4 separate regions of the Homo sapiens genome follow, and all the other regions are linked to region 1. Evidence: chromatin contacts called from ENCODE Hi-C or POLR2A ChIA-PET data. All regions are on one chromosome and are shown on one strand. The core of a region is the stretch at or near the end of the contact, and the rest is flanking DNA. Distances in the headings are between cores, read along the strand shown.

Region 1 (6,173 bases), core at 2,031-4,530:
GGCAGGATGGGCCAGAGAGGGAAGCTGTGGCTCCATCATGCAGGATTTAGGAGAAAAAGGGGAAACCAGGGGAGGGTGATGTGTGTGATGCTGGAGTCACTTGTGTTCAGGAAGGCCACGCTGCTGCCTGCTATTTGGAGAGTGGGCTCCAGACGAGAGGGTGGAGTGATGGGTGGAAGGTGGAGGTAAGAAGCAGGGAGGGATGTTAGGAGGCCAGTGCATTGTCCTGGAGAGGTGACTGTGACTGTGACTGGAATGGGGATAGTGGCAGTGAAGAGAATCAGAATGGTTCAAAATATACTTTGGAAGGGACCCATGAGGACTCCTCGGTGCTCTGTGGCATGCCAGGAGAGCCCCTTGGACATGCTGCACAGCTTCAGAGCTGAGCCAGGCCCTCAGCAGCCTCCTGCTTCTGATCCGTGGCTGCGCGAGGGTCTGCAGGGTCAGAGGGAAAGGATGGCTTCACTTCCGCCCACCTCTCCTGCTTCTGTTTCTGGAGGGATTGTGTTGTGCTGCTGTTCTCCAACTGCTTCTCGTCGAGTGAGTAACTAAGGAGAGGTGTATTAGAAACTTTTTGTACCCTCCTTTTTTCTCTGAATGGCTGTAGCACTTACCAGCCTCTTGGCCATACCGTCAACATTCAATTTGTACTTGGGGATTGAGCCATCACTCCATATAATCTCAGGAAAGGTGAGAATCAGGTGCATTCTCACCTCTACCTGTTGCTATCCCATATCAGCTGTCAGGTCAGCCAAGAGGCTCTATAAACTAGGAAAGGGGAAGATGGTTTGTTGGTTATTGCAGCACTATTCACAATAGCAAAGACTTGGAACCAACCCAAATATCCATCAATGATAGACTGGTTTAAGAAAATGTGGCACATATACACCATGGAATACTATGCAGCCATAAAAAAGTTCATGTCCTTTGTAGGGACATGGATGAAGCTGGAAACCATCATTCTCAGCAAACTATCGCAAGGACAAAAAACAAAACACCACATGTTCTCACTCATAAGTGGTAATTGAACAATGAGAACACTTGGACACAGGAAGGGGAACATCACACACTGGGGCCTGTTGTGGGGTGGGCGGAAGGGGAGGGATGGCGTTAGGAGATATACCCAATGTAAATGACGAGTTAATGGGTGCAGCACACCAACATGGCACATGTATACATATGTAACAAACCTGCACGTTGTGCACATGTACCCTAGAACTTAAAGTATAATTAAAAAAAAAAAAGGGGGAAGATGGGAAAAGTAAGTTCCCTCAACCCTAATACAGGAAGTTGGAAAAGCCACACTGTCAGTACAGTCCTCAAATACAAGAATTATCAAACAGTAGCATCAAAAGGCACAATGGGGGCTGAGTGCAGTGGTTCTCACCTGTAATCCCAGCACTTTAGGAGGCTCAGGCAGGAGGATCACTTGAGCGCAGGAGTTTGATACCAGCCTGGGCAACATAGTGAGACCTTGTCTCTACAAAACGTAAAAAATTTGCTCAGTATGGTGGCACACACCTGTAGTTCCAGCTATCTGTAGGCTCAGGCAGGAGGATCAATTAAGCCCAGGAGTTCGAGGCCACAGTAAGCTATGATCACACTACTGCACTCCAGCCTCACAGAGTAAGAACTTTTCTCAAACAAACAAGCAACAAAAAAAGAAAGAAAAAGGCACAATGGTGTGGCTTTCTGGCATGTAATACCCTCTTTTATCTTCCTGCCTAGCTGTATGTATGCCACCACCCATCTGTTGTGTGCTCATGGCAGACATTACAAATCAATCAAGATGCTTTGCCTCAAATTGAACTTTCAGGAACACTCTCAATACTATGCTTTGGGCTCTTCAGTTGACTAAGGTTGGTATGGAATGTGAAACTTATTTGCCATCCCTATTCTTGACTGTTTAATCAAGATAATCAACTTGGGAAGATTCCTTTTTTTTTTTTTTTTTTTTTGAGACGGAGTCTCATGCTGTCACCCAACCTGGAGTACAGTGGCATGATCTCGGCTCACTGCAACCTCTGCCTCCTGGGTTCAAGCGATTCTCCTGCCTCAGCCTCCTGAGTAGCTGGGATTACAGGTGTGTGCCACCACACCCAGCTAATTTTTGTATTTTTAGTAGATATGGGGTTTCTCCACATTGGTCAGGCTGGTCTTGAACTTCTGACCTCAGGTGATCTGCCCGCCTTGGCCTCCCAAAGTGCTAGGATTACAGCCATGAGCCACCGCACCCAGCCACTTGGGAAGATTCTTCAAGTGACCATTTGGTCAAGCGCCCAAGCTTTTATGTAGGCAAACCTCCTAGTTATCCTAGGCAGGTGGTGGCCAATTCTTTTAAAGATTTCCATGGCTCTCGATACCCCCATCATACTCCAGCACCCATCCTGCCCTGGCTTATCCTGACAAAAGATTTTTTCCCCCACATTTACCTGAACTCTGTCTTCCTTGCTATTCAGAGAAAATGAAGAAGGAAAGAGAAAGAACTACAGAATTACCAGGATACAAGGAATTTGCTGTTAAGATCTTCTTAACCTTCCAGTTGCTTGGGAATCATTGCCGTAGGGTGTCTCTGTACTCAACAGAAGGGTGAAGACGTTTTAGCAACAGTAGCAAAGCAAATGATCTTGGACTTACAGTTTCTTGATTTCCGATGATTAAGCTTCTGCACATACCAACCCCAAGACAGGGTCATTCTATAACTTCTTAATAAGGTTAAGGTATTTCGACTACTTGGTCTTCAGTTTCCCTCAGTAATAGAGACACCAAGATCCTATTGCTCTCCAGCAACCAGGCAGGAGAGATTTGAGTCAGAGGAAAGCACGAGAGAGAAGTTAAGAACAGCAATTTCTTAAGTCATAAACGGAGTCAGGACTGTAAGTGTGATTTTCTGTTACCTGCCCCAGACCTCATGGAATTAAACTTTCCTGCCCTGATCCCTTGGATTCGTTTCTCCAACCCCACTCACCTAGCCCGGCCTCCCCGAAACACAAATTGGAATGGCGTTGGCTCCCGGGCACACTAGGGGGCGCCAGCGGGCTTGTTTTCCAGGATGGCCCTAAAATTCTCTCCAGCGAGGAGAGGACCATGACGGCCAGGCCACGCTTGCTCTGAAAAGCGCCGAGCGTGGAAGGGTGTCTTGGAATGGGGTCTAAAAGGGAGAACGACATCCTTATGACTTGCTTTAGGCTGCTTTCTGGATGTATTTTCAGAGCTGGGGATGAGGAGAGGTTGCGTAAAGGTGCCGGCCTGCTGCTGGCCGGGGCTGGCAGCCTTTCAGCCGCCGCGGGTGAGTCAACACCTGGGAATTGCATCCAAGGGCGGCCCTTTCAAGCTGCCTGGAACTTTCTGCCATCACACTGAGGCCACTGTTTGACCCAGTCCCGGGCCAGGGAGGCAGGAGCCGATCACGTCCCAGGGCAGTGCTTCTCCCTGGCACTGAGTCCGTGGAAAGAGGCTGGGAAGGTTCTTTCCACACTTGAGGGCTGGCGTTGGGAAAATAGGGTAGTGCTCTCCGCCCCAGTGAACAGCAAGAGCTCACTTCCCCCAGCAGACTTCTGCTCCACTGGCCTACTTTCAGCATGGAGTGGAAGGAAGCCAGCTCCAGGAGGGCAGAGGCTTCCTCTCCACCCCTCTCTTCCACAACCTTCAACAGGCGCCTTGTTCTCCCCGGCCAGGGAACTGCGGATGGTGACCATCGTTTCCCAGCCCAGCAAGGGGAAATGAGGGGAGGAAATAAACGCAGGGTTTTTATTGCCAAATATTTCTTTCCCTGGGAGGACAACGCATTCAAACCGCTGAGTGGAGATTGGAGTTAGTCCAGCCATAAACCATCTTAATGAACACTAATAGAGAACCGCAATTATTGTTGACTTCAAAATGCAAACAAGAACTTTAGACAGTGATCCCTATCAGCCGGTGAGGCCGGGCACAGATGCCGGGCGCTGTTTTTGCCGTTGCTTAGCAATGGAAAATGAACTGTTCCTGTCTGTTACCACTGGAGGTGGAGGTAGGACAATGAGCTTTATTGGACAGAATAGGTATGAAATTAGTTTATTCTTTTTCACTTGGAGAAGGCAATTGGCAGCCAAGAGAGTCACTCGGAAAAGGGGTATTTTAGAGGTTGAGGGTGACTTTCCTTCTCATTACTTCGGTAAATCCTAACCACCTTGTTTTCCTCTACAGATAAAGTTTGAACTTTTGCCGGGAGTGTCCCTCCAAAACGATCATCAATCAGACAGAATAGCTGCAAATACCAACTCACAGACCAGGTTGGGAATTAGGGTGAGGAGAATGAAATCTTGGGTGCAAAATTTAAGGGAATGCCAAAAAACTTAGTAGCCAGGATAAATAATAGTTTAATGCAATATTTTTTAAAAGTCAAAATAAATGTAAAATAACCATGGTAAAAAAAAAAATCAGATTTGAAATAAAGAGAAGCTCAATATCACTGATTTTTATTTTTCCTTTGGCTTCAGGCTTTAATATGGCACAGTGCGTCAGTGCCACAGACTTTTTACCGCACCAAACACATTTGCAACACGGACAGTTTTGGGAGCTGCTTTTTCCTCAGCAGTGTTGATGCTATGGAGTACAGAGCCCTGTAGCTGGGCAGAAGGGAGTGTCTCTTTCTGCAGTTCTTTAGTAGGCTTCTTCCAGGATAGTAGAGAGGCAAATGGTCTTGGGGAGGAACCTACCTATGCTTCCAGGGCAGTGACACAGGAAGTACTAAGGTACAGGAAGTACTAAAAACCCAGGGCTCAGCAAACACAGACAGTCAGGTGAAATTGCCCAAAACACTGTTCCTCAGACAACAGGGACAGGCCCAGAGCTGGCAGTTTATGGTAAAATTATCTCCTCTTTTGTTATTGGTATTAATAGTAACTCCTATATATTGAGAACCCTTAGGTGGAATCACATGGAATCGCCAATATTGAACCTTTTTTGACCTACAAACCCAATGTATATGGTTTAATCCAATGTATGCTGAGTATGGGAGGCTGAATAATGAACCCCAAAGATGTCCACATCCTAATCCCTGGAACCTGTGAATATTACCCTATATGGCAAAAAGGATTTTGCAGATGTGATTGAATTAAGGATTCTTTTTTTCTTATTTTAGTGATAGGGTCTTGCTATGTTGCCTCGGCTGGAATGCAGTGGCTGTTCATAGACATTATCACAGCACACTACAGTCTCAAACTCCTGGACTCAAGCAATCCTCCTGCCTCAGCCTCCTGAGTAGCTAGGACTACTGGGATGCACTACTGCTCTTGGCAAATTAAGGATTTTGAGATGGAGAGACTATCCTGGATTATCTGATGGGCTTAATCATTGACAAAGGTTCTTATATAAGGAAAAGTCAATGTGATAATGGAAGCAGATTTGAAGATGCTGTGCAACTGGCTTTGAAGATGGAGGACGGGGCCACAAGCCAAGGATTGTTGGCAGCCTCTAAGCTGGAAGAGGTAAGAAGCATATTCTCCTGTGGCACCTCCGGGAGAAATGCAGTACTGCCTATACCTTGACTTTAGCCAAGTGAAACTAATTTTAGACTTCTCACCTCCAGAACTGTAAGATAATAAATTTGTGTTGATTTAAGACACTATGTTTGTGGTAATTGGTTACAGCAATAGGAAACTAATAGACCAGGCATTATGTTAAGTGCTTTATATCATTAAAGAAATGTATACAAATCCACCCTCAGCCTTCTCGATGACTTTCTGTGTTTGGGTTATTTCCTCTCTTTTGCATCCTCAATTTCCCTTTTCTTAGTGGGTCTTTTCCATTGGCATATACACATGCTTTCCTGTTTATCGCCTTCAAGAACAAAATCAAAAAAAAGACCTAATAACATCCACTCACGATTTTTTAAAAAATTAGTGAACTAGAAATAGAAATTTCTTCAACCTAATGCAGAATTTCTACCAAACATCCGTAACAAACATCATACTTAAAGGTTAACAGTTTTTTTTTAATCCCCACTTCTATTCAATACTGTACTGAGGGTACTAGCCAGAACAATAAACCAAGAAAAAGAAACAAAAGATATAACACTTGGAATCAAAGAAGAAAAACAGATATTCACTGAAGGTGCTAAATGACGAGTGAAGCACACCAACATAGCACATGTATACATATGTAACAAACCTGCACGTTGTGCACATGTACCC
Region 2 (6,173 bases), core at 1,698-4,197, 750 kb after region 1:
ACCCGCCTCGGCCTCCCAAAGTGCTGGGATTACAGGCGTGAGCCACCAAGCCCAGCTTGGAAATTAATTTTTCATACCTACTATGTGCTAAAGGCTTGTCTTGGATTGTCCAGTGAATCTGGGTAAATTCATTTTAGACTGAAAATGAAGTGTAACCATAGAATATGAATCAGTGTCATAGATGATTTTCCCACTGCAGGTAATAATGCAGCATCGTAGGAAAGGCATATGTTTTCGGTCAGGCTGATAGGTTTGAATCCCTACCCTGACACTCTTCTCCCGTCACCATCACTTAGCCTGAATCAAGTTACTTAGATTTTCCGGGACTGTTTCCTTATTTATAAAAGAGGATGACTAATATCTATCTCAATAATTTAAAAAATAAAACAAATATACAAAATACCTGGCATAATTAGTCCCCCTTCCCAGGGTGACAAAGTGAAGGGAAAAATACCCATTATGATGAAGATGATCCCGGATGTTTTTCAAAGTGAGTTTTATTATTTTATGGTTGCATTTTCCTATTATCTTGTCAGATATTAATTCCAAGAGTATTTGTTACTCCTCTATTTTGGGCAAAGATGTCTTGTTTTTGGTGTATTTAGGAGAAGGGACTGTGTGTGTGAGTTTACCTGGTTGTGGGGTGGTATGGCAGAGGTAGTTGTGAACAATGGGACTGAAAATATAAATTGATACCCGATTATGGAGGGCTTTGAATGGCATATTACAGGGTTCGACATTATCCAATAGAAAAGATGGCCACCGAAAGCTTTTGAGCAGAGACAAAGTAATTTTGTCTGTGCTTTGGGAAGATAACAGACATACTAGATTGAAATTTGTTGACAGCAGGGTTTACTTCTTACTTGCACATCTTTTACTCATCTTTATATAAATGAGTAGAAGAAAAAATGACTAGGTGGAAGGATGGAAAGGGGAATAAGGAAAAGGCAGGATGATCAGGAGGGGATGGAAGACAATGCTGTGAAGGGTTTACAGAGCCAGGCTCAAAAGGATTCAGCAAGTGTCTGGATGACGGAGCTAAAGAAGATGGGGGAGACTTGAAAAGAACTCTGCGGCAGCTGGCTTAGATGACAGCTCTGGGCGGGGGGTGGGGCGGCGGCTAGGAAAAAGAAACACAGAATGGGAAAATCATTTTGAAAATGAGGGGAACGATGAGTCTGATTTTAATTCAATGAGCTTGCATGGCAGTCCGATAGGCAAATGAAAACACAGGTCTGGAGTTGAGCCGAGGTCAAAATAAAGATTTGTTTGTAGAGTCATATCCATAAAGATAATAGCTGAAATCTTGGTGGTGATGAAATCATCCTTGGAGAATGTGTGGATCAAGAAGATTGGCCAAATACAGGGCCTCGGAAAATGCTAATACTTACGGGATGGCTGTAGGAGAGGAAGCAGGAAAAGACAGAGGGGAAAAAATGGGCACAGAAATACCAGGAGAGACCCATGTCATGGAAACTAAAAGGGAAGGATTTCAAAGGTGCAGCTGTCAGGGCAGACCCAGGAGAAAGGACAAGTATGATGAGGTTAGAGAAGGGCTGGTGCGTTTGGCCATTCATTAGCAGCTCACTGGTGACCCCTTTGAGAGCAGCTGCCATGGGGAAGATGGAGCTGGGTTACAGGGAGAGGGCAAGTCGGGGCAGGGGAATCGTAGAGAGAAGTGGGCAATAGCTTCTGCTTCTACCTTTAACTGCTTCTTCTTAGTCTCGTTAGAAGACTTTTCTCTGCTGTCCTAGTAAATGTTAACGTTGCCCAAGACTCTGTCCTTGGCTCGATGCTTACAACAGTTAGGGTTCTCTTGGTTTCAAATAACAGAAAGCAACTCCAGCTGGCTTGAGCAGAAAGATTTATTGGGAGGATACAGGGTTACCTCACAGGACCCAGAGGGTTATGACTGGGCCTTGGACACAAGCTTTAACCAGCAGCCAAACATCATGGGGCTTCTTGTCTCCTTTCCTGTTCTCCTCTCGGTGTCTTTTTCTTTTTTCTCCGCTCTCAATGCCAACTAGCTGCCTTGGGTTTCCAGGCCATGTGGTAGAAAACATGTGTGCCACTCACTCCTGAGTCAGACCCACTTACTCAGCCCCTCAGAGGGGCACTGCTCTCTCTCACTTATGCCCACTCTTGGTGTTTCCCAAGAGAAGAGATTGAGTTGGTCAACAGACGTCCACCCTTGGGCCACTCAACTGAAATCAGATCAACAAAGTCATTCTGCACAGACAGTAGCATGTGGACTGGGGACAAAGACAGGGACTAGGACCTGGAAGTGAGAAGCTGGGGAAAAAGCTTATGGGATGAGGATTTGGATTGGGCCCAGGGCAAGTGAAAAGAAGGGGAAGGTGACATGAGTGGCTTCTCATTCCCTCTTTCTGTATTCACCCTGAGAGCCTGGATCCTCCTAAGTAGCAAATCCGAGGAGCACTCTCCCTCCTAGACTACAGTTTGCAGCTAGATAGACATACAGTTTTCTTCTAAGAAAGAAAATGGGATGTCTGCTCAGATCTTACAAACTTCCCCTCTCTGCGACCAGCCATGGGTATACCTGGGCCAGTGCCCAGTTGGCCATGTCCATACCCCCTGGGTGAACCAGAGTTGATTGCTCCAAGGGGCCAGAGCCTCTATGTGGGGTCTCTAGACTTGGAACTGGATGAATCATGAGCCAATTCCTTTTCAGGATACTGTGAGGCTGTCCGTGACTACGGGAGAGAGGCAGAGTCTGAAGGTGCTGGTATGGTTGGTTCTAGTTATTCTGGAAACCCACTGCACCACTGCTGTCTCTATGTTAGTTCTATCAGATAGCCCAGTGTTTTCCAGTACATTCTCTTGCAGTCTAAGCTAGTTTGGGTGGTTTTCCGTCACTGAGACAAAAAAGAGCCTTGACTAGTCCAGGGTCAAGGGAGTTGCCCAACAGCTATCCCCAACTTGGCCTCTTGCCTGCCGCATCAACTGTAGGAAATGACCCCTCCCTTTCCCTTGTCATGTTTCCTGGGAGAAATGAGGTCCGAATAGTGACTGCAATAGGAGGTTATGGCTTTCTGGAAATTCTGAATAATGCCACTTTGTTCATGTATTACTCCAATTTTGATATTTTAAAAAATCTGAAGTATGCATCATTTATGTTCTGAGATCAGGAATCAACAACTCAATTATTCAACTTATGATGAAAATACTTGCTGAACAAAACTCTACCCAAAATCAGAAAGGAACAATTCATCAACTTTTCATCAACTGGAACAATTCGTACATAAACACAAAAGCTACTCAATGATACCATTGATCCGCTTTGTATTTGAAATAAGATTTTATTTTTACTTGATTTTCAATGTTTTCTTCATTTTAGATAAAGTTTAGTTTAACAGGTTTTGAATAAGACTTTATTTTTTAAATGAATTTTTAATTTTAGAATAGTTTTAGATTTATAGAAAAATTGTGAAAATAGTAGAGGGTTCCCATATACCTCACCCAGTTTCCCCTACTATTAACATTATATATGAGTAGGATACATTTGTTACAATTAATGAACCAATAGTGATACATTATTATTAGCTAAAGTCCATGCTTGATTTGTTTCTACTTAATGTCTTTTTTTTTTTTTTTTTTTTTTTTTTTGAGAGGGAGTCTCGCTCTGTTGCCCAGACTGGAGTGCAGTGGCACCATTTCAGCTCACTGCAAGCTCTGCCTCCCAGGTTCATGCTATTCTCCTGCCTCAGCCTCCCGAGCAGCTGGGACTACAGGCACCTGCCACCACGCCCAGCTAATCTTTTTTTGTTTTTTGTATTTTTAGTAGAGACGGGGTTTCACCGTGTTAGCCAGGATGGTCTCGATCTCCCGACCTCGTGATCCACCCGCCTCGGCCTCCCGAAGTGCTGGGATTACAGGCTGAGTCACTGTGTCCGGCCAATGTTTATTTTTTATTCCGTGATCTCATCCAGGATACCAAATGACATTTAGTTGTCACATCTTGTTAGGCTCCTCTTATTTGACAGTTTAAAACTTTATTTTTATTGGCCAGGCATGGTGGCTCACGCCTGTAATCCCAGCACTTTGGGAGGCCGAGGCAGACGGATCACTTGAGGTCAGGAGTTCAAGACCAGCCTGGCCAACATGGTGAAACCCCTTCTCTACTAAAAATTAGCCGGGTGTGGCGGTACACACCTGTAAACCCAGATACTCAGGAGGCTAAGGCAGGAGAATCACTTGATCCCAGGAGGCGGAAGTTGCAGTGAGCCGAGATCGCGCACTGTACTCCAGCTTAGGTGACAAAGTGAGACTCTGTCTCAAAAAAAACCCGCAAACGTTTATTTTTATTAAGGTTATCTGCTAATAATTTGTATGATAATGACGCTTAATGTTTCCATATTACAAATTTACAATTTTACTTGACCTTTAAATTTTAACACTTAAAAAGTGAATTATATTAAAAGTTCTTTGACTAATGTTCATGTTATGCATTCCGTACACTTATAAATAAGAGTACTGATACCAGTATTTTGGAATTACCTTCACTAAATGCTGAGTGTCCAGCATTGCTGTTCTTGCTCCAGTATAGCAGTTACTGGAGCCCAGCAGGACAGGCAAGGCATGGGGAACGTGAACACACATGGCTAAGTGTCTGGGTGCAGGACGTGACTGCTAGAAACCAGGGGGTATGGAGCAGAGGGCAGCTGAGCAGCTCAAGGCTTGCTTCTCCACAGTGAGACTCCCAAGCCTAGACCATCCTAAAGGGTTCTGCAAACATGTCTCTTGCCCCCAGTACCCTCATCACCCTGTTCTTCCTCTGTATATAGCCCGAGAGGGCTTGCTCATGTTAGCCCAAGCCGATTTCTTTGTCTTGCACAGACAGTGCCCTGGGACCACTTTACAGTGATGATTTGGACTCAGGGACATTATCTTAGAGAAGTCTTTATATGTTTTTTTTTAATTGAAAGTGTTTTTTTAGAGACAGGGTCTTGCTCTATCATCCAGGCTGGAGTGCGACAGTGCAATCATGGCTCACTGAAGCTTCAAACCCCTGGGCTCAAATGATCCTTCCACCTCAGCCTCCCAAGTAGCTGGGACTACAGGTACACACCACTAAATCCAGATAATTTTTTATTATTAATTTTTTGGTAGGGATGGGGTCTCGGTATGTTGCCCAGGCTAGTCTCCAATTCCTAGGCTCAAGTGATCCTCCTGCTTTGGCCTCCCAAAGTGCTGGGATTGTAGGCATGAGCCTATCTTAGAGAAGTCTTAAGCCTATGCTTCCCAAGGCCTGGCTGATTGCTTGGAACATAGTAAGTATTCTGTATGTGTAGGTGCTATTATTTGTTCAACCAATGTTGAGCAAATGAAGGAAACTGGCACCATTGGCAGGAAAAGTCTGCCCCTCTGCAGATATTAGGAGATGATGAGATTCAGGGTGGGATGGTGAGGACAATGAAGTGAGTGAGTAGAGCACCGTGGCCTGCAGTGTGGAGAGGGTAGGGGGCAAGAAGAGTGAGGAGGAGGAGGACCACCAGTGCCATCCCTAGCCCCAGCTCTAGCAATGGCGGCCTGACTCAGGGCTGCTGGCCACACAGAAGGAGACCCCCGGCAGCAACCATCTCTAGGATTCTGAGATGCAAGTCTATCATCAGCATCCAAAAATTATGATTAAAAATTTAGTCAATTACTTATTGCATGCCTGTGCCAAAATATCTCCCGTAACCCATATATGTGTGTGTATGTATACATATGCACCTACTATGTACCCACAAAAATTAAAAATTTTTAAATGTTTAATCACAAGTCTGTAGCATGACATCATTAGTAGAGTCGAGTCTGCTGACATTACAATCTATTGATCTCCCCAGAGTTACCAAAAGTAGTTCACAATAGTTAGGCTTCCTTCTGTCCATAGTTCAGGGCATATTCAAAGTCTCTAAAGCTGACGTGACCATCTGAATCTCGATCTACTTCCCTGGAAAATGAAACAAAAAGTCATTTACACATTATTCTCGTTAACACCTATGCACCGAGAGCACATTAGAATCTTTATTTATTTGCATGTCTGTGTGAGAGAGGAACCTATTTTATCTACTTGAAGGCTGAGATTGATGCCTGTTTTTTCATTGATAATAAAGGTTTGCAGGAAAGAAAGGGTATTTATTAAAACTTACAGAAATAATATATTCCAC
Region 3 (6,173 bases), core at 1,017-3,516, 620 kb after region 1:
CACGCCTGGCTAATTTTTGTATTTTTAGTAGAGATAGGGTTTCACCATATTGGCCAGGCTGGTCTTGAACTCCTGACCTCAGGTGATCCACCCGCCTTGGCCTCCCAAAGTGCTGGGATTACAAGTGTGAGCCACCGTGCCCGGCAATTAAAATTAAATAAGATAAAAAATTCAGTTCCTCACTTACACTAGACTCATTTCAAATGCTCAGTAGCCCCATGTGGCTAGTGGCCACTATATTGGCAAAGCAAATATAGAACATTTTCAGTATCACAGAAAGTTTTATTGGAGAGGGCATTCGTTTCTTATTGCTGCAGCATGAATTACTACAAAGTTAGCAGCTTAAAGCAACATAAATGTATTATCTCGTAGTTTCCATAGGTCAGGAATCTGGGTACGGATTAGCGAGGCCCTCTACTCAGGGTCTCACCAGGCTGAAATCAAGGTGTGAACTGGGATCTCCTCTGAGGCTCGGGGTCATCTTCCAAGCTCAGTAGTTGTTGGCAGAATTCATTTCCTTGCATCTTTGTGACCAAGGGACAGCTTAATGCTCCCAGAGACCATGCTCAGGTCCTTACCATGTGACCTCCTCTTCTCACAACATCAAAGCTTGCTTCTTTCTTCCAGAGGCCAGCAGCATATATTCTCTGACCTTCAGTTTCTTTTAAAGGGCTTGCCTGATTCGATCAGGCCCACCCAGGATAGAGCTCCTTTTTGATTAACTCCAAGTCAACTGATGAGTAGCCTAGTCAAGGGAGTGACATCTCACCACATTCTCTGATCCTGCTACACTCAAGGGGAGGGGGTATATCCACCAGTGGGGCAGGGAATCTTGGGGGCCATCTAACATTCTGCCTACCGTAGGCATCAGTGATCTAGAAAGTAGAGAAAGGTTAACTAAATGAATCAACGGGGAAGGCAAGTAGTGGGAGAATTTAGAATGATTAGTACAGGCTTAGAGTACAGGGGTAATTGCCATTCAAATAATCTCTACATGACCGAGGTCTGTCCAACAGCATTCTTGTAATTGAAGGCTAGCTTCAGCTAGGCTCAAGGTTTATCTACAGTAGTTTCACTCTTAAAGCAGCTGTAACCCGTACCCTGCATGCTGCCACGGGGAACATAAATAGGTCCCCTAAAAGCAAGCACAAATAGAAATTGCCTTCAGGGCTGACATGCCTACATTCTATTTCCTTGCTGTTACTAACCTCCTGGAGTTTCTGACCTTATACTAGTCTTGATCTCCAAAACCCAATTGCTGCTTCTCAGATTAACTGATTTACTGGCTTGACACACCACCGTGGCTTTGGCCTGAACTCCCTGGCTTCCAGACCCTTGGCCCTCCTGACTGCAAACAACTGTGGAGCTTCCACCCTTGGCCAGATACTCCTGGGCACAATCCTCATGACTCTCAATCCCTGTTTGGCTGCCCCTGTGACTTGGGGTTCAGGGAAGGAGAGAGTCTGAAGCACCGATTTTCAGGGGGAGGTGAGCTGGTAAAAAAAAAATCATTTATACCATTAGACTTAGTTTTCCTGAATGTAAACTTCAACCCCTGATTATAAGGACTCTGTAAGGCTAATTATTAATTTTAAAGAAGTGCTAATTAGAAATCATGCAATGAATATATTTATCATTTTGATAAAGTTATATCTACATAATTTAAAATTTTACAAAGAAACTCTTCATTAAGTGTTGCATGACATTATTTTAAGAAATTCTATTTCAAAGCTCTACCTGATTCTGAAATGGCCTCTATAGTAACACTTTCTTTTTTTTAAAAAAAATGGTTCTTTCTCACAAGCGAAGAATAAGTGTTTGCATTCTAACTATAATCAGTATTTCAACCGAGTGGAGATATTTTAGTGCCTTCGGTGGGCATTTATCTTCTTGCTATCAGCACAATAGAACAAAAATGTACCCATATTAGCATTAATAATAAAACCAAGTCCATTATGCAGACTTTCTTGTCAGTTAAATTTGTTGCAGGCACAATTTTGGATTCAATTTCATCCATTTGGAAGTACTTTTGCTGTCAAGCAAATTTTTGTTTTATCATTTTAATTTTGGAGGTTTTTTTGCTCTCCTGTGTCTGAATCACCTTTTTAGAGGTTGGAAAATGGTTCTTCCCCACTGATATAGGAAGGAATTGATTTGGCAAACTTAGATATTTTCCCTGCGATGTGAATAGAGTTAATTTTAACAGAGCTGTTTCATTTTAACAGCCTCAACTTGCACAGTGTGTGTCATGCCAAACAGCTTTGTGTATCATCATCGACTGATGTCAGCACAGTTCTAGAAATAGTATTTGATAGTTAACAGCTGCCACAGAGCCAGAAGGGGAACACGAGACATTGTGTTTCAGGAGGGTTCACAAAAACTCGTGGCTATTGTTTTTATTTATTTATTTAATTTCTTGACAACGAAAGAAGAGCTTAAAATACCAAGTGTAGGCTTTTAAAAAAAGACTAATATTCCTCAGTAGGTCAAGTGACTCCTAGAACCTTGATATCATAGGCAATATAAATATTGTGTTCTGAACTACATATTTCCCTAATTTAATACAGCTTTTACTCATTTTACAATCATGTATTTGGTCAACAGGTATAGAGCAAAGGTTTGCCTTTAGACCAAATAGATGGTGAAACCATGTCTTTTTTTTGTTTGTTTTTTTGAGACGAAGTCTCTCTCTCTCACCCAGGCTGGAGTGCAGTGGCGTGATCTCGTCTCACTGCAACCTCTGCCCCCCGGGTGCAATTCTTGCACCTCAGCCTCCCTAGTAGCTGGGATTACAGACATGCACCACCATCCCTGGCTAATTTTTGTATTTTTAGTAGAGATAGGGTTTTGCCATGTTGGCCAGGCTGATCTTGAACTCCTGACCTCAAGTGATCCTCCTGCCTTGGCCTCCCAAAGTGGTGGAGTTATAGGCATGAGCCACCATCCCTGGCCATTTTGTTTTTTGTTTGTTTGTTTGTTTGAGACGAGTCTCACTCTGCGGCCCATGCTAGAGTGCAGTGGCACAATCACAGCTCATTGCAGCCTCAACCTCTCTGGCTCAAGGGATCCTCCCATCTCAGCCTCCTGAGCAGCTGAGACCACAGGCCGGCACCACCATGCCTGGCTAATTATTTTTATTTTTTAGTAGAGATGAGGTCTCACTATGTTGTCCAGGCTGGCCTTGCACCCAAGAGATCCCACCACCTTGGCCTCCCAAAGTGCTGGGATTATAGGCATGAGCCATCACACCCAGCAAAAACTTTTCTTTAAAAAGCCAGATAGTAAATATTGCAGGCTTTGTGGGCCATTTACAATCTCCATTGCAATTATTCAGTTCTGCTGTGGCAGGACTAAAATAGCCATAGACAATATGTACATACATGGGTGTGGCTGTGTTCCAATAAAACTTTATTTACAAAACAGGTGGTGGGCCAGATTTGGCCATGGGCCATACTTTCCCCACTGTTGCTTTGGATCATAAGTGGCAGATGCCACATATTTCCATGCAGCATGTCATAAAGGTGAAAGGTACTGACACACTCTTATAAGCTTGTGAATCAACTTCCACGTGTGCTCCCTGCGGAAACGCAGGCAGCCCTTTAATGGCCACAGAGGGGCACTTAATTATATACATATATGTGCTCTACAACCACGCTAATAATGGTATGAGAGTAACTGAGCAACGGATAAGCTTTTATGAACTGAGAGGATAAAGATCATGATCTCTGGTGTACAATGAACCTGATTTTTCTTCCCTTTCTTATTTTATTTAAGTTAATATCACCCTTAAAGTTTGAATTATCCTGCAAGAATGCAGGTTCATTAACTCCCGTTCAGCTTGTGCATCATCTTAATGGGACATATTTTGTAATGATGTGAATCACAAAACAGTCCTGGGCTCCAGAGGACCTAAATGTTTCATTGAAGTCATTACGAGCATTGCATACTAGGAGGGAAAGAGATTTTATTATTTAAAGATAACTTGCACAGAGAAAAAAAAAATTCTAGGAAGAAAATTTGAAGCATAGCCTGAAAAATAAAAAAAAATTTAAAAATCAAAGAACATGCTGGTTCTAAAATGCGACTGAGACAGCCTTTCTCTGGCCACTCCATGCCCACTCTCAACCACGAATTTATTACCATGAAAAGTACCAATCTGATGGTGTACAAAGGTAGGGGGGAAAATGTAAGAACAATGCCTTACATTTTCTACATTTTTTGCGTTCATGTATCACACTTGATACATTTTTCTTTGAGATGCCATTTTAACCCCTGGCATCTCAAAGGCAAAGTGATGGTCTCACACCCGGGAATGCTTGCTTAGGTAGGATCCCACCAACTGGCAACTTCCTAAAAGGTGATCACTTTTTCCAAACATGCCTCTTGCTCTATGCTACATTCTCTTTTAACGGTCTTTTTTTTTTTTTAATTTTTTGTTTGTTTTACAACAATTATTTTTTTGACGTTTTTCCTTCTCTTAATGTTACCGTTGGGGCTCAGAAACCCAATACCCTAAAATATGGTGGTCTGACATACTGAACTGAAGAAGCTTCAAGGTCTCTCTGACCTTCTCCACCCCATTGTCTCTCTCAAAAGCTTTATCTGCCTAAGATCCAGACCCACCAGAAGGAACCATTGTTCCTTCTTCTCCTCCCTCTAAGACCAAGAAGGTAACCATACTGGAACAGACCCTTTCACAAGAAAATGAACAAATTAATCTCTGTTCCCTGATCCGTTCATTCTTCCTAGTAATCCCGTCAACAGAGTTCCTCTTCGCTCCCTTCCCATAATGTCCAGCCAGGATGGCATATAAGCTTCCAAACCCCATTGGATGGTCACTGCGTGGCTCTGTGTGTGTGTGTGTGTGTTAAATAAATTGTCTGCCTTTTGTCCCATTAAACTGCCTTTTGTGAGTTGATTTTTCAAGCAAACCTTCAGAGGGCGAAGAGGAAGCTCTCCTTTGACCCTACATTGCTGTAATCTCTTGATTGTCTTGTCTGTCCTTGTTTCTCCTATTTGTTACTTTCTGGAGATGGAAAAGTCAGCCATTTGTCTAATGGAGTTCAGAATGATTTTCATACCACAGCCTCTCTTTTTAGATTGGTCTGTTACTGCCTTCAGTAACTACACCACATAACACCATAGTGTTGCATCATGCTAAATGTTATAATGCCATCTTTTTCTTTAAGGGGTTATTCTCATAGCAATTTAAGTTGAATAAGTAAATCATTGTACTCTTAAGTTATTCCTATCGGTGTGCATAATTTATAAAAACTAGGCCTGCTATTGTGTTATTCATTTTCCTAATTGGGTTAGGTCCATCTTTGGCTCTCAGTTATCTGGTTTACCCTCACACCATCATGAATAAACATCACTGGTCTCAATATTGATTGCTAGAATATCTCAGCCCTAACTTCATCATCACACTCTTTAAATGGCATGGAAGTGTTTTTACGGGCACTCTTTTCTCTCCCAAACCCCCCATTTCATCCTCTGGAATCCCTATAAAATGCTAAGTAAATTTCCTAACATATTCCAGCCTTTACCAAATGTTTCCCCTGCTTCCTGATTATAACCGAAGCCTGCTCTCCCTTGAGGACGTGCAGGGAGCTGGAGCTGGGATGAGGGCAAGATGAGCTCCATATTCTCTTATCTTCTCATTGCGCGGCTGCCAAACCATCTTTTTATTTATTTATTTATTTATTTTTCTGATATGGAGTCTTGCTCTGTCACCCAGGCTGGAGTGCAGTGGCATGATCTCGGCTCACTGCCACCTCTGCCTCCTGGGTTCAAGTGATTCTTCTGCCTCAGCCTCCCAAGGAGCTGGGATTACAGTTGCCTGCCACGGTGCCCAGCTAATTTTTTTGTATTTTTAGAGGAGACAGAGTTTCACTATGTTGGTCAGGATGGTCTTGAACTCCTGACCTCATGATCCACCCGCCTCGGCCTCCCAAAGTGCTGGGATTACAGGTGTGAGCCACCACACCCGGCCAAACCATCATTTTTTACCTTCACGTGAACGTCTCTTTCTCTTCAGCCTCACATCATCCAACTACGCAGCATCTTACAGGTCCTCATGGTGTCATCTGCTGGGACAGAGGCTAACATGGTAGAAGGACTTCATAAATAGCCAAGGAATCATGCCTGTAATCCCAGCACTTTGGGAGGCCAAG
Region 4 (6,173 bases), core at 1,295-3,794, 540 kb after region 1:
ATCCCCAGGCCAAGCAACATGCCAGATAACACATATACAAGTACTGGGGACAACAATTAAGGACCCCATCAGAATGTGCATGCTGTGCCTAAAGGCCACAAGAGGATTAAAGCAAGGTCATGGCCGGGTGCATGATCTTTTTGGAAGCCCATAAGTTCGAGACCAGCCTGAGCAACATGGGGAGACCCTGTCTCTATTTTAATAAAAAAACTAGCAGGCTTGGTGTGGGGGCACCTGTGGTCCCAGCTACTCAGGAGGCTAAGGCAGGAGGATCCCTTGAGCCTGGGAGGTCGAGGCTGCAGTGAGCCGTGATGGTGCCATTGCATTCCAGCCTGAGCAACACAGCAAGACCCCATCTCCAAAAATAAAATAAAGTAAAAAGAAAGCAAGGTCCTTAGTAGCAAAGAGGAGTCACTTTTTTAAGGAGATAGGAGGCAAAGGGAATTATCTCCATGGCCACTGTTTGCAATTATTGTTGGTCTGAGCCACTCTCCCTTCAGCCCCTACTCAATAATTCACTCCACTCCAAAGCAGACCCCCACCTCTTCCTGGCTGAAAAGTGCCACCTCTGGGCAGCCAACATCAGCAACAAGGGTTCTAGAAAAGTGGATGTTTTATAAGAGAATGGTAGTTCATTTAACCAAGTTAAAAACAGAGGCATGGTCTAATAAGGACATATTCGTTCCATGGTTCTAACTTCCAGAATAAGGTTTCTGGTCTTCTCTGGCGAGGTGGTGATAATGGCCTGGCAGGGATACGCTTGGTGGCTGGCAGGGAGAGAGCAGAGAGAGAACCAGTGGGTGCCTGCAATCGCCTTCTACCCAGGAAACAGGGAGGAGACCACTGAACTGAGTGCTTGAGGGAGCTTGGTGCCAGTCCCAGCTCTGCCCCCTGCCAAGACACAGCCCCAGGATTTCACTCCACCATCTCAAAGGGCCACTCCCTCCCATAGTGTTGGTACATAACTGTTATCAGCTCTTAGCAGAAGGATTTCCTACCACTTTACATCCCTATGTTGGAATCTCAATGGGAAGCTTCTCTGATCGTCCTACAGGCAGTGGCTGGAACAAGAAAAGAAGACTGGGCCAAATGTTAGGAGACCTGGCTCTTAACCTCCAAGCTTATCTAGACATGCAAAGACCTCCGAGGCTCCTCCAATTCTTAAAATCTCTTCCCTATGAAAATCAGAATTGCCTTTACAGCTTTAAAAAAAAAATTGTAAATTTCTATTTCTTCTGTATGTTGTGCCTTTATAGGAAAGGAAGGGTGTACTGGAACTCTAAAACACTCTACTGCTACCCCACCAGCTGATCGGTATGCAAACAAGGCCAGCGGGAAGCTGAAGCAGATGAGATCAGGTAAGAAAATCACGAAGTGCTCTAAGCCAAAGTGAGGTGTTGAGAGCAAGGTTGTCTATACTGACTCTGATGAAAGCTAACTCAGACTCAAAGTTTCTCCTTCATAAACTGCAATCATCCTTCCTCCTCTATTTTCCCTGACAAAATCCTCACCTTTCTGCCAACCCACGAAGGGGACCCCCAAGCGACACTGACTCTAGAAGATCATAGTTAAGATCACTCTAAGATGACCTTGAAGGACCTTGCTATCTGGGTAGGCTCACAGGTCAGCTGGTGACCAAGCACTTGACCCTTGAGATTCATGATAGAGATGGCAGAAAGGAAATTGGGAGGTCGTTTTGGGTCAGTAAACCCTGGCTGGGGTGGGGATGATAGGGAGAAGGGATAAACACTATAATAAACTCAAGCGACGGGGGCTGGACAAACTGCCCACTCCCTGCTTTTACCAAAGGCAGGTCCTCTCCAATGCTGGTGAATTCTCTGCAAAGCAAAAACCCAGTCTGCAACTCATTGTTATAGCCAAACACAAAGCACAGCTCCAGAGCACAAAAACCACCAAGTATGTACAAGTCAGCATTTTGGAAGCAGAAGGAGCTGCCACGCTCGGGCCCTTGGAGGCTGCTTAGGGGAAGCTCTTTCCCTCTCTCGTGGCATCTCTTGAATCAAAATTCAACTTAGCTCCCAAATCAGAGGATACCGATGGTCTCTAACAACTGTTTCTTATTTAGGTTTGATAACCCCAGTTCACGCTTTTGTCTACTTTGGGAAGCACTAGGCAAAGTCGTGGCCATGTGATTGGCTCCCAATGCTGGGCTGGGGCTGGCAACCGCCCTCCGGCCTCCACGCAGCGCCTGTGAAACTCTTCATTCAGCAGAACTGGGGACCAGATGCCTCTATGCCCCACCGATAAACTCCTCGCTCTGAAGTTAGGCTAAGCAGAAGAATCAGGTCTTTGATTTTTGCACAAGGTCTCACGGAAGCAAATTCCATCGCTGACATCGTAAGTGACTTGTTTTCAGCTGTTCCTGACACCTCTGATGGCTCCCAAGTTTATTTTCCAGAGACACCCATCTTAGGCAATTCTGGGAGCCCCAGGGGGAAAATGTTAGAAATATCAAAACAGCCACGTGCTCTAGCATTTAGCACATTGTAGAACAATATAAATTTAGTGCATTTAGACCACTTTATATTAACTAATTTAGAAAACGTTGCTTTCGCAGACTTCGCCGGGTGCCTTTCACTGCCAAACTAAATACTCCACTTTAAAATACGCCCCTGCGTACTCATGTGATTTCTCCTTTTAGGCTAGGAATGTAATGTTGACATAAATGTCAAATAAAATTAATGAGAGAATGGGCCCTCAAATGGTGCTCCTGTGAAGGGAATTTGTTAGACTGGGACCTTTGAGCCCAAATGTATATATAATTATATAACACTCAGACAAGGAAGGAATCTGAATGTTAAGCTTTAGCAAATGTATCACCTTTGTCAGAAATGCTGTTACCTACAAAAAAAAAAAAACCCAAAACAAAACAAAACAGGTTGCAAGTAAATTAAGATGAAAATACCATCAGATTAGAAGTCTGTCACGGCAAGCTACTGCAGAATTAGAAGGGTGGCCCATCTGCTGGGTATCCAATCCTTCCCTTATCTGTATAGAATTCGGATCAGATGTCTTCTGTTCCCCGAACACTTCCGCTGTTGACTTTGCAAATGGACCTCCTCCCGCCCAACCCAGCTCCTTCCCTCCCTCCTCCGTCTCTCCCAACTGGCCACTTAGGAAGAGTAAAAATGGCAATTAGAACAGGAGCAGCTATTTTCACTCAGTAGTCAAAGAATTGGATACTAGCACAGTGGCTGCCTCCATCCGTATGCTGATACATAACTACTTTGTCTTGTATTTGTAGTCTCAAAAATCTTCCCTAAGTATAGTAGAATCAGAGAAAATCGCTCTAATCATTGAAAAGCGCCCTGTGCTGAGTAAAGCAGCCAGTCTTCTCTTGTCACCGTAAAAGGCTGGGAGTAAAATTTCCCATAAACACAGGGGAAACCTACATTTACTCACATGCCAAGGAAAATGGCACGGAAGACCCACGTGTAGCCACAGCAGAGTCTATGCAGAGGGCCTGCAAATGCCTGGGGTGCGAGTGAATGCCTGGAGGGGCGGAGTTTCCAAGATAACAGCTATTGTGTTTTCTTTTTCACACTTCAGAAGAGAATCCTAAGGACTAGACTCCGCTCAGTGCATTCCTTTTTCATACACTGATCTCAAGTACAATCACATAATTTTGAAAATCCATGTAGTCCTCCATAAATAAAATTATAAGGATAGGTTTCTATTTCCTTCCGATTACCTAGATACCTCCGTCTTCTGGAAAACCCCAAAAAGACCAGTAGACGAATCAGGAAGGTCCTAGGAGTGATTCCTCCAATGGCAGGAATCATAAAGGAATAAAAAACCTGCAAATTCATGGCAAATGATGTCAGGATGAAATGATGCCACACATCTTTACAAAGTTCACAAAATCCATATATTCCCGGGGCAATCACGGGGAATTTCTAATTAAATTTCAGGGAGGGAAAGAGAAAACGGTTAACCACCAGCTTCAAACACCTCACACTCCTTCTGTTCTCTAGGAAGTCATTCTTACCCTGGATAATGTGGAGTGCCTGCTTCGGACCCGGGGAAAATTCTCCATTTTCTCCTTTTTCTTCAGGCTATCAGTTCATCATGAACAAATATGGAAATTTTCCTGAGGAGGAAATTCAACTACCAAAATAACTCCTTCATAATTCACACGTGCAATCACAACGGTGATTAATAAAAACCTGAAACAGCTCCTAAAAGCCTAAAGCATTAATTACTCTGTTAGATGTCAGGACTCTATGAAAACCTATGACAGCAGGTTACTCAGGCAAATTAAATCATGTGAACTTCCAGTGGAAAAAGAGAAATCTTCCCTTGGTGGATTTGCAACCTAGCAAATGCATGCTTTCGAAGAGAGGTGACCAACCCACAGCTCTTCAGGGCTCTATATTTCAACCTTGAAAGACATATGAAAGGGAAAAAATGCCATGGCAATTTGAATTTATGCTGGGATGAAAGGTAATATAATATCCTTTGAAAGACCTAAAATGGATGAATGATACTTTTCCATTAAAGAAGAAACTAACTCTCTTTGAATGTCTACAGTGTGTCCAGCCCTGTGGTTTTGCAACACCAGATGCCCACTTCTCTTTCAGCAACTTCAATGAGAGTTCCTTCTCAGTGATTTTTGCTAGCTAATCTTTTTTCATCTGATCTTGACATTTTAGTGCTCAGGACTCTGTCCAGGCACTTCTGTCTCTTCTACCCCCTCTCTCTGGATGATCTTACCCAACCTTCTAGCTACAGACACCGCGTACATGCTAATAACTCAAATTCCATGACTCTCCCCCTGAGCTCCAGATGGGTACAGCCAGCAGCACTCCCTGACACGTGCAACAGGCATCTCAAACTTAGGCTGACCGACACAGAACTCTTGTTCTCCACTTCCCCACCCCAAATGTGTTCACTCCAAGTCTTTCCAATCTCAAGAAATGATACCACCTTCCAAAATTCTAAAATAATCCTCCATTCCTCCCTTTCTCTCACCCTCCCCTTCTAATCCGTCAGCAAGCCCTGTTGCCTCTGCTTCCAAACACAATCCTGAACTGCTCTTTTTTTGCCGTTCCACTTCCTCACTCTAACCAAAGCCCCCTTCTTCTCTCCTAGACACTGTCACTCCTCTTAACTGGTCTCTCTAATTCCATCCTCCACACAGTAGCCAGAATGATTTTTTTGTTTTGTTTTGTTTGAGACAGGGTCTTGCTCCTTCGCCCAGGCAGGAGTGCAGTGGCACTATTACAGCTCACTGCAGCCTCAACCTGCTGGGCCTAAGTGACCCTCTCACCTCAGCCACCTGAGTATCCGGGACTATAGTCACATGCCAACACACCTGTTGAATTTTTTAAATTTTTTTCTAGAGACGAGGTCTCACTATGTTGCTGAGGCCAGTCTCAAACTCTTGGCCTCAAGTGATCCTCCCATCTCGGCCTCCCAAAGTGCTAGGATTACAGGCATGAGCCACCATGCCCAGCCATTTTTTTTTTTTTTTTTTTAGACAAGGTCTCACCCTGTCACCCAGGCTGAAGTACACTGGCATGATCATGGCTCACTGCAGCCTCAAACTCCTGGGCTCAAGGGATCCTCCCACCTCAGCCTCCTGAGTAGCTCGGACCACAAGCACATGCCATCACGCCTGGCTAATTTATTTATGTTTTTTTTTGTAGAGACGGGGTCTCACTATGTTGCCCAGGCTGGCCTCAAACTCCTGGCCTCAAGTGATCCTCCTGCCTCAGTCTCCCAAAGTGCTAGGATTACAGGCATCAGCCACTGTGCCCAGCCAAAATATTCTTTTAAGAATATAAATCCAATTCAGTGACTTCTTCACATAAAATCCTCTAGTAGTTTCCCAATATACGAGCAATAAAATCCACATTTCTCTTGCCCATAAGCCCTGAGGTGATGGGATCCTGCCATTTCATCTCCCAGCCATTCCACAACTCACCAACCTCCAGCCACACAGGTCCTTCTTCCTGTTCCTCAGACATGCAAGCTACTCCCACCTCAGGACCTTGGCATGTACAAGGCTAGCCCCTTCCATGCAGAGAACCCGTATCTGGCCACCCTTACCAAATGGTTCAACTACCATTCTTTGTCATTTTTTTTACCCTGCATGATTATCTCACACCCCATAGTATCTTGTATATTTACTTGTTTAGCTGTTTGTTATT

The links. A loop is a pair of places that touch in the nucleus more often than their neighbours do. ChIA-PET counts read pairs that join two places held with the same protein, here RNA polymerase II (POLR2A). Pooled maps may share reads with other maps.
Region 2: a map of gastrocnemius medialis shows a loop between it and region 1 (14-fold over the local background). The contact joins two enhancer-like sites. A Hi-C loop is called at or near these places in 2 of 168 maps with a recorded cell type or tissue (gastrocnemius medialis and testis) and 3 of 50 pooled maps. POLR2A ChIA-PET finds 5 or more read pairs at or near these places in 2 of 52 experiments (PC-3 and activated CD4-positive, alpha-beta T cell).
Region 3: a loop to region 1 is called in a map of gastrocnemius medialis, with 2.5 times the contacts of the local background. The contact joins two enhancer-like sites. A Hi-C loop is called at or near these places in 2 of 168 maps with a recorded cell type or tissue (CD8-positive, alpha-beta T cell and gastrocnemius medialis) and 7 of 50 pooled maps. POLR2A ChIA-PET finds 5 or more read pairs at or near these places in 2 of 52 experiments (A549 and OCI-LY7).
Region 4: a map with no recorded cell type shows a loop between it and region 1 (2.4-fold over the local background). The contact joins the promoter of FOXN3-AS2 here to the enhancer-like site in region 1. A Hi-C loop is called at or near these places in 1 of 168 maps with a recorded cell type or tissue (OCI-LY7), 1 of 37 single-sample maps with no recorded cell type and 3 of 50 pooled maps. POLR2A ChIA-PET finds 5 or more read pairs at or near these places in 2 of 52 experiments (K562 and MCF 10A).

Annotation. Positions count from the first base shown.
Region 1 is chr14:89,037,496-89,043,668 of GRCh38, forward strand. It overlaps LOC105370615 (a long non-coding RNA gene), which reads left to right. Exons shown (of 3, transcript XR_944128.3): 1 at 1-4,284; 2 at 5,123-5,468. Among named protein-coding and RNA genes, the nearest start is that of TRA-AGC15-1, 61 kb to the left of the region's middle. RefSeq lists a silencer at 2,924-2,983 and enhancers at 3,284-3,403, 3,455-4,011. Within about 2 kb of position 3,281, at least 31 of the 41 ENCODE cell types and tissues checked have a DNase peak (open chromatin) inside an H3K27ac peak, as active enhancers do; they include gastrocnemius medialis, where a contact is called at or near this core.
Region 2 is chr14:89,791,369-89,797,541 of GRCh38, forward strand. EFCAB11 (EF-hand calcium binding domain 11) reads right to left here. Exons shown (of 6, transcript NM_145231.4): 6 at 3,301-5,956. The coding sequence ends at 5,875. Among named protein-coding and RNA genes, the nearest start is that of EFCAB11, 160 kb to the right of the region's middle. Within about 2 kb of position 2,948, at least 4 of the 41 ENCODE cell types and tissues checked have a DNase peak (open chromatin) inside an H3K27ac peak, as active enhancers do; they include gastrocnemius medialis, where a contact is called at or near this core.
Region 3 is chr14:89,658,130-89,664,302 of GRCh38, forward strand. No RefSeq gene overlaps it. Among named protein-coding and RNA genes, the nearest start is that of FOXN3-AS2, 85 kb to the left of the region's middle. RefSeq lists an enhancer at 1,081-1,190. Within about 2 kb of position 2,267, at least 4 of the 41 ENCODE cell types and tissues checked have a DNase peak (open chromatin) inside an H3K27ac peak, as active enhancers do; they include gastrocnemius medialis, where a contact is called at or near this core.
Region 4 is chr14:89,573,672-89,579,844 of GRCh38, forward strand. It overlaps FOXN3-AS2 (FOXN3 antisense RNA 2), which reads left to right and starts at 2,545. Exons shown (of 1, transcript NR_024620.1): 1 at 2,545-3,806. It also overlaps a transcript of FOXN3 not described here.